Regions from separate parts of the Homo sapiens genome. Here region 2 is linked to region 1. A link is an interaction called in ENCODE POLR2A ChIA-PET data of the cell type or tissue named here. Cell type or tissue: PC-9. All regions are shown on one strand. Each heading gives the region's core, and the rest is flanking DNA. Links, peaks and the distances in the headings are about the cores only. Region 1 has its middle 6.2 kb from the start of YWHAG. Region 2 has its middle 63 kb from the start of SRRM3.

The links. Peaks named below come from ENCODE experiments on the same cell type or tissue, not always from the same donor. Only the 100,000 strongest peaks of a DNase experiment are listed, where the experiment ranks them.
Region 2: POLR2A ChIA-PET joins it to region 1 with 20 read pairs; 2 of 35 experiments call an interaction of 5 or more read pairs at or near these places.

The regions. Positions count from the first base shown.
Region 1 is chr7:76,362,986-76,367,376 of GRCh38, forward strand. No RefSeq gene overlaps it. Among named protein-coding and RNA genes, the nearest start is that of YWHAG, 6.2 kb to the left of the region's middle. RefSeq lists enhancers at 1,497-2,184, 1,710-1,959. In PC-9, for the core only: no CTCF peak of the experiment used is centred there; DNase peaks (open chromatin) are centred at 1,356 and 1,986; H3K4me3 peaks cover 623 bases; H3K27ac peaks cover 1,576 bases.
Region 2 is chr7:76,136,868-76,141,258 of GRCh38, forward strand. No RefSeq gene overlaps it. Among named protein-coding and RNA genes, the nearest start is that of SRRM3, 63 kb to the right of the region's middle. In PC-9, for the core only: no CTCF peak of the experiment used is centred there; no DNase peak of the experiment used is centred there.

The DNA of each region.
Region 1 (4,391 bases), core at 318-4,317:
TATTTATGTACTTATTTTTTAGAGGTGGGGGTCTCACTATGTTGCCCAGGCTGGGGTACAGTGGCACGATCATAGCTCACTGCAGCCTCTAATTCCTGGGCTCAAGTGATCCTCCCACCTCAGCCTCCTGAGTAGTGGGGACTACAGGCATGCACCACCACACCCATCTCCCCTGAAATATTTATTGATAGGCAAAGAATCTGATGTATCTGGTGTCTGGGTGATGGGTAAGGGGCTGGGGATAGAGTCAGGGGCCAGAACATGAGGGGCACTGAATGGCAGCCCCAGGAGTTAAATTTCTATTCTGAAATTAATCGGAAGCCTGTGAAGAGATTTTAACAATGGCAGAAAATGATCAGATTTGGGTTTTGTCTTTTTCATCCTCACCTTGGCTTCTCAGTGCTCAGCAGAGTACCTGGCACATGATAAGTACATAGAGAGAGAATAGGAAATAAATAAATGAATATGGCCAGGTGCACTGGCTTACGCCGGTAATACCAGCAGTTTGGGAGGCCGAGGTGGGCTCATCACCTGAGGTCAGGAGTTTGAGACCAGCCTGGCCAACATGGTGAAATGCTGTCTCTACTAAAAATACAAAAATTAGCCAAGCGTGGTGGCGTGTGCCTGTAGTTTCAGCTACTCGGGAGGCTGAGGCAGGAGAATCGCTTGAACCCAGGAGGTGGAGGTTGCAGTGAGCCAAGATTGTGCCATTGCACTCCAGCCTGGGCGACAGAGTGAGACTGTGTCTCAAAAAAGAAAAAAAAAAGAAAGAAAAACAAGAAATGAATGTAGCTGTAGTCCTAGCTACTCAGGAGGCCAAGGCAGGAGGATTACTTGAGGCCAAGAGTTCGAGACTAGCCTGGGCAACATAGCAAGACCTCATTTCTACAAAAAAAAAAAATTTAAAAATTAGCTGGGCATGGTCATCACAGCTATTTGGGGGCTGAGGCAGGAAGATTGCTTGAGCCCAGGAGTTGGAGGCTGCAGTGAGCAGTGATCACGCCACTGCACTCCAGCCTGGGCAACAGAGCAAGACCCTGTCTCTAAAAGAAAGAAAGAAAGAAAGAAATGAATGAGGGAAGAAAGTGTGCTTTGGGGAGACTGTACCGGCAGGAGGTGGAGGAGATGGACTGAGTGGGGAGAGAGTCTAGAAATAGTTTTCTCCCCCTCCTCCAACAAAAGATCTGGCCCGGACCCTCTTCTCTTACCACACCACCCAGCAAAATGCGATCCTGCTGGTGAATAAACCCTCCCACTTCCTTCTGTCTCTTGCATGAGTGTTCGCCAAGTCATTCCTCTTCCTTTCTCTTCCTCCCTGCAGGGCAGGCCTGAGCTCTTCTGGCCCCTGCATCACTAGTCCGTGGGAATGAGCCCTGACCGCCAACCTGGGTTGCCCACATGTGGCTCAAACAGGTCCATGATTCAAGACCAGATGTGAAATCTCAGGAACTTCCTGGCCCATTTCAGGCTACCTCTCTGACCTCTCCACCTCAGTTCCTTCCCCCAACAGTCTAATGCACAAAGGGGAAAAAAAAAAAAAAAAAACAGCTCAGGCCAAATCTGTTTGGGAAAAAGTAAAATAAAGCAGATGCAAAGAAAAGGATGTTTCACAGCCAAACAGAAATGACATCCGCAGCCTCCACACGGAGCCTCCCCTCCAGTGGTGCAGGGGAGAGTTGGCCCTGTCTTCCTTTCCCTTCTGATTTTGCAGAGCTCTATGCTTCCAGCTGCAGCTGCCCACAGGTCCTGGCTGTTTAGAGGGCGGCTTAAGAGGCATGACGACATCACAAAGAGCAAATGGCTTCAGATCCTGGCTTCCTCCTCCACTGCCTGGTGGTGCAGAAAGAAACCTGGAGCAAGGACGTTAAGAGCTAGCATTCTGGCTTCTGCCTGGCCCCTAGCTCTGCGGGCAAGACCTGTCCCTTCTCTGGGTCTAATATCCCCACCTTGAAAATGTGAGATTAAACTGAAGGAGCACTAAGTGCCCCACCCAGCTGTGATGAGTCATAGTTCTAGATTCAGCATGTTCTTCTGAAATGGAAGCTACTGGCATTCTTTTTTTTTTTTTCTTCTTTTCTTTTTTTTTTTTCTTTTTCTTCTCTTCCTTTTTTTTTCTTTTTTTTTTTGAGATGGAGTTTCGCTCTTGTTGCCCAGGCTAGAGTGCAACAGCACGATCTCAGCTTACCACAATCTCTGCCTCCCAGGTTCAAGCGATTCTCCTGCCTCAGCCTCCTGAGTAGCTGGGATTATGGGCATGCGCCACCATGCCCGGCTAATTTTTGTATTTTTAGTAGAGATGGGGTTTCTCCATGTTGGTCAGGCTGGTCTCGAACTCCTGATCTCAGGTGATCCGCCTGCCTCGGCCTCCCAAAGAGTTAGAGCTGGGATTACAGGCGTGAGCCACAGTGCACGGCCAGTTTTTTTTTTGTTTTTTGGTTTTTTTTTTGAGACAGAATCTTGCTCAGTTGCCCAGGCTGGAGTGCAGTGGCGCGATCTCAGCTCACTACAACCTCCGCCTCCCAAGTTCAAGTGATCTCCTGCCTCAGCCTCCTGAGTAGCTGGGATTACAGACATGTGCCACCACGCCCGGCTAATTTTTGTATTTTTAGTAGAGACAGGGTTTCACCATGTTGGCCGGGCTGATCTCGAACTCCTGACCTCAGGTGATCCACCTGCCTCGGCCTCCCAAAGTGCTGGGATTACAGGTGTGATCCACCGCGCCCAGCTTCACCCCTGTTTTTTAAGACAAGGAAGCAGAGACACAGAGAGGCTGTGTGATCAGCCAAAAATCACACAGCCTCTCCGTGTCTCAGCTAACAGAGCCTGGATTCAAACCCGGGCAGACCTCCTAGACTCTTAGCAGCAAAGGCATTGTTTCCTGTCCAGGATCTACCCTCCTTGGCATCTGCTCAGGAAAGGAGTGACCAACCTGACCGAAGGGCACCCTCCAGCCCCTTCTCCAGCACTGGAGGACATGACCTTTTAAATGCATGCTGTCCGGCTCGGTTGGCAGACATGCAGGACAGCCAGGGACATGATTGTCCTGCTGTTTCTGTGCAGTCATAAATCACCGCAGCCCCATCCCCTGGCTTCTGGCTTCCTCCTGTGGCTGGAAAGCTCCCTGATTAGTGCAGAGGCAGCAGCAGCATCTTCTGAAGCCAAGCAGCAATGCTCCCCGCCCTGTCCTCTGGGAACACTTCCCTGTCACTGCCTTAGCAGGCTGTCCTGCAGCAGAGGCAAAGAATGACAGGAAATCTCTGCAACCTGCCTCTCCTTCTGAGGATCTCAGGCCAGTGGAGGAGGCATGAGCCCAGGAGGCAGGACCCACAGGTTGAAGCACTGGCTTTGCCATTAATCTTCCTGAGTGACCTTGGGCAAATCACTTTGCCTCTCTGGTTCTCAGATTGTGCATCTATAAAATAGAGGAACCAGGTGGATGCGTCTTAAGATCTTCCAGTTTATAGCAACAGCTTTTCAGCTAATGGCCCTGTCTCAGTGTCTTTCCATTCTCCCCAGTGAAAAATCCAAAATATCTTTTTTTTTTCTTCTGAGACAGGGTCATGCTCTATCGCCCAGGCTGGACTAGCAGCCTCGACCTCCTAGGTTCAGATGATCCTCCCGCCTTAGCCTTCAGAGCAGCTGGGAATACAGGCTCACACCACCACGCCCAGTAGAAAAAAATTTTCTATTTTTTTTTTTTTTTTTTGTGGAGATAGGGTCTATGTTTAGTTGTCCAAGCTGGTCCCAAATTCCTGGGCTCAAGCAATCCTCCTGCCTCTACCTCCCAAAGTGCTGGGATTATACATATGAGTCACCACACCTGGGCAGTCTGGGCTTTTTCTTTTCTTTTTTTTTTTTCTTTTCTTTCTTTTTTTTTGAGACAGAGTTTTGCTCTTGTTGCCCAGGCTGGAGTGCAATGGCACAATCTCAGCTCACCGTAACCTCCACCTCCCAGGTTCAAGCGATTCTCTTGCCTCAGTCTCCTGAGTAGAAGAGATTGCAGGCATGTGCCACCACGCCCAGGTAATTTTGTATTTTTATTAGAGATGGGGTTTCTCCATGTTGGTCAGGCTGGTCTCGAACTCCCGACCTCAGGTGATCTGCCCGCCTCGGCCTCCTAAAGTTCTGGGATTACAGGTGTGAACCACTGCGCCTGACCCAGTCTGGGCTTTTTCAAAAGCTGTTCCTTGTGCTGAAAGCTCCTTCTATGCCCACCCCCATTAGACCCAGACCTCCTCATCCTTCAGACTCAGACACTGAGTTGAACTAACCACTCTCTCCTCAGTCCCCATGGGCTCTCCTGCCATGTTCTCTAGAGAAGAGCCCAGACCACCATATAGCACTCAGATGTATATGAGTCTGTCTTCCCTGGGGTCATATTCCTGAAAGAC
Region 2 (4,391 bases), core at 232-4,231, 230 kb before region 1:
TACATAAATCTAATAAAATTTAAAAATTCGCAGAACATTATGCTCCTCCCAAATCAATTTTACTCTATGATAAAAAAAAAAAAAAAACCTCGGCTGGCACGGTGGCTCACACCTATAATCCCAGCACTTTGGGAGGCCGAGGCAGGTGGATCACCTGAGGGCAGGAGTTTGAGACCAGCCTGGCCAACATGGCAAAACCCCATCTCTACTAAACATACAAAAATCAGCTGGGCATGGTGGCAGACGTCTGTAATCCCAGCTACTCGGGAGGCTGAGACACGAGAATCGCATGAACCTGGGAGATGGAGGTTGCAGTGAGCCAAGATCACGCCACTGCACTCCAGCCTGGGCAACAGAGGGAGACGCAGTCTCAAAAAAAAACAAAAACAAACAAACAAAAAACTTGAGAGGCAATTTCTAGGTTGGATTAGGGAGAAGTACAGAACAGGAGACAACGGATACTGACCAAGAGACAACTACAATTAGAGGACTTGAGGTAACACAGTGGGTAGCCAGGTGTGGTGGCGCTTGCCTGTAATCCCAGGTACTCAGGAGGCTGAGGCACGAGAATCGCTTGGACCTGGGAGGCAGAGGCAGAGGCAGAGGCTGCAGTAAGCCAAGGTCGCACCACTGCACTCCAGCCTGGGCAACAGAGTGAAACCCTGTCTCAAAAATAAATAAATAAGTAAGAGGTAACACACTGGGAAGGGAAAGACGACGGGTGGTGGTAATCTACCTTAGAGGACAGATCTGTAAGAGTTATTTAATGAGACTTGGCAGGGAGAGGGAAATCTAATTAGAAAGAACTCTCAAGTTTACTGTTTACTTCCTCTACAAGGTTAAAGCTTCCCAAGGTCAGGATTTAGATCTAAGACACCAGCCATTTATAAATAGTAGATGAGGCTTAGGTAGAAAGAAAGAAAATAAGAAATAGAAAAAAAAAAGAAAGAAAAATAGTCCTAAAATGTTAAGCTGCAGAAACTTTAAAGACCATCTACTATGTCCTATTGTAAGAGATGAAGATACTAATATTAAGAAATCATAACTTATTCCATCAAAAAGATATTAAGTGGCAGAGACATCACTAAGCTTCTTTTTTTTTTTTGGAACACAGGGTGTGTCATTCAAGCTGGAGTGCAGTGGCATGATCACAGCTCACTGCAGCCTTCACTTCCTGAGCTCAAGCAATACTCCCACCACTCAGCCACCATGCCTGGCTAATTGTTGTATTTTTTTGTAGAGGCGGTGTTTTGCCATGTTATCCAGGCTGGTCTTGAACTCCTAGGCTCAAGTAAGCCTACACTTAGTATACCAAGTCCTGGGTTTCAAATTATTTTGAAAGTCTGAGCTAATCTTCTCGCCATGATCATCCTGATGACCCTTTTCTTCCCTTCCAAGAGAAATGGGCAAAAGGAAATACCTATTTTTTCCACAGATCAATTAAGTTTTTTAAAATTTTGTACTGTAAGTATGACAGTACTAGTTGATGTTACTAAAATGAACATAGTTTGGGGAGTCTGCCTAGCACATGTGCAAATACCTCCTGTGTATCAGGAAACCGTCCTCTGAATCCACAAAGATAAGCTAGCAGAAGCTATGTTTGTATAAGGTGAATGGTCCCCCAATTCAGGGTCACAGCTGATTGCCCCAAACTGTGTTAGAGTCTTTTGCTTGAGTTTTGGAAATGGGACTAAGTCGGGGCTGTTCTCTTAAATGATGGAGCTGTGTGACATGACCATCTTCCATCAATTGGTCCGAGTATCAGGACAGTCTACAGAGTGAAATAGACATACGCCAAGAAGCAGAGAAAAGTAGAAGGTCCTGTACGTCCCGAGTGATTTCAATCTCCCAGTTCCAATCGCTGGCTAAGGTTTAGCTGCACGCCCACCCTCAGATTCTGAGTCATACCCCCTGGTCCCGTAACTGCTTTTTTCTTTTTTTATCAAGCTAGTTCCAGTACAGCCTATTATCTATGCCAAAAGACTTGTACAGATGCTCTTTAAGAGCTAGAAAAAAAATAAAGGAGTACTCTGTGGATTACTTGGCACACATTAAAAGCTCAGTATGTATTAGACAGAAACAATAGCAATAGCTCTGAGTCTAAGACTGATTTGGTGTAGACCATGAAATCACAGAGATCAGTCAAATCTGCACTCAAACCCCAGCTCTGCCACATACTAGAAATGTGACTTTAGGCAACTATGTAATATTTCTGAAACTCCCTTTCCTATCTCCCTCTCCAGCCTCTCTGCTCCTATCATTCTCTATCTTTTCACCAAACTAAGCCTCATAGGACCTGTGCACCCATGACCTTCACTCTCTGGTGCTACAACTGTGATTATGTCACCTTACACTGCAAAAAAGACTTGGCAGATATAATTAAGTTGACTAATAATGGAAATAAGGAGATTATCCTAGATTATCTAGATGGGCCCAAGAAAAGCACATGAACCCTAAAACGCAGAAGAGAACAAGGACCCAAAATGGCCAAAACAGTCTTCAAAAGAATGTAAGAAAACTTACATTTCCTGATTTCAAGTTACTACAAGGCCATAGCAATTACTACAGTGTGGTACTGGCACAAGGACAGTCATAGAAATCAACAGAATAGAACTGAGTTCCAGAAATAAACCCACACATCTTCGGTCAACTGATTTTCCACAAAAGTACCAAGACCATTCAATGGAGAAAAAAGAGTCTTTTCAACAAACAGTGCTGGGAAAATTGGATAGCCACGTGCAAAAGAATATTACATTTTAGATGCTTACTTCATACCACGTATAAAAATTAACTCAGAATCAATCAAAGACCTAAATGTAAAAGCTAAAACTAAAGCTCCCAGAAGAAAATATAGAGGTAAAATCTTCATACTGAATTTGACAAAGGGTTTTGTTGACTGGAGTTGACAAAGCAGGAGCAACAAAAGACAGATAAATTGTACTCTCACAAAATTTTAATCTTTGTGCTTCAGAGGACCTTATCAAGTGAAAATAGAACCCACAGAATGAAAGAAAATATTTGCAAGTCATTTATGTAATAAGGAACTCGTAACCAGAATATATAAAGAATTCTTATAACTCAATAATAAAAAAGTAAGTAACAATTGTTTCAGCAGGTAAAAGATCTGAATGGACATTTCTCCAGAAAGATAGGAAAACAGTCATGAGTATGTGAAAAGATGTTCCACATCATCAGTCATCAAGGAAATGCAAAATGAAACCACAATGAGATGCCACTTCACATCCAGTAGGATGACTAGAACCAAAAAGTCAGAAATAACAAGTGTTGGGAAGGATGTGGGGAAACTGGAACCCTCATACATTGCTTGTAGAAATGTAAAATGGTACAGCCATTGTGGAGAAGTCTGGCAGTTTCTCAAATGATTAAACAATATTACCATAGAAACCAGCAATTTCACTCCCAGACTAAGAGAAATAAAAACGTGTCCACAGAGAAACATGTACATGAATGTTTATATCAGCATTATCCGTAATAGTCCAAGAGCAGAAACAACCCAAATGTACATCAGATGATGAATTAATAAACAAAATGTCATATATCCATAAAATGGAATATTACTTGGTCATAAAAAGGAATGAAGTACTGATATATGCTACAACATGGTGAACCCTGAAAACATGCTAAGTGAGAGATGCCAGTTATAAAAGACCACCCGTTATATGATTCCATTCATCTGAACATCCATACCAGGGAAATCTAGAGACAGAAAATAGACTGGTGGTCACTGAGCACTAAGAGGGGAGAGGATGGGAATAAAGGGGATAGAGAAAGGGCATGGGTTTCTTTTTGAGATAATGAAAATGTTCTAAAGTTGACTGTGGTAATGGTTGTCACTTAATTGTGTACTTTAAACAGAGAATTGTATGGTATGTGAATTATACCTCAATAAAGCTCTCTTTTTAAAAAACAGAAGAGACAGAATGTGAAGTTAGAGAGAGTCAAAGCACTACTGATGGTTTTGAAGCTGGAGACTAAAAGCCAAGAAATTTGAGTGGCTTCTAGAAGCTGAGAATGACTTCTGGCTGACAGATAGCAAAGAAATGAGGACCTCAGACCTTCACTACATGAAAATGAATTCTGCCGACATGAGTGTGTGTGGAAGGAGACTCTCCCTATCACCTCCAAATAAAAACCCAGGCTGGCCGGTGCTTAATTCTGACCTCCTGAGGTCCTCAGCAGAATACCCAGTGGAGCCTGCTTGGACCTCAAATCTACAGAACTTTGAGATAATAAACGAGTGCTATGGACTAGGGGCGATGGCTCACGCCTGTATTCCCAGTACTTAGGAAGGCTGAAGTAGGACGACTGATTGAGGCTAGGAATTTGAGGTTGCAGCGAGCTATGACTGCACCACTGAACTCCAGCATGGG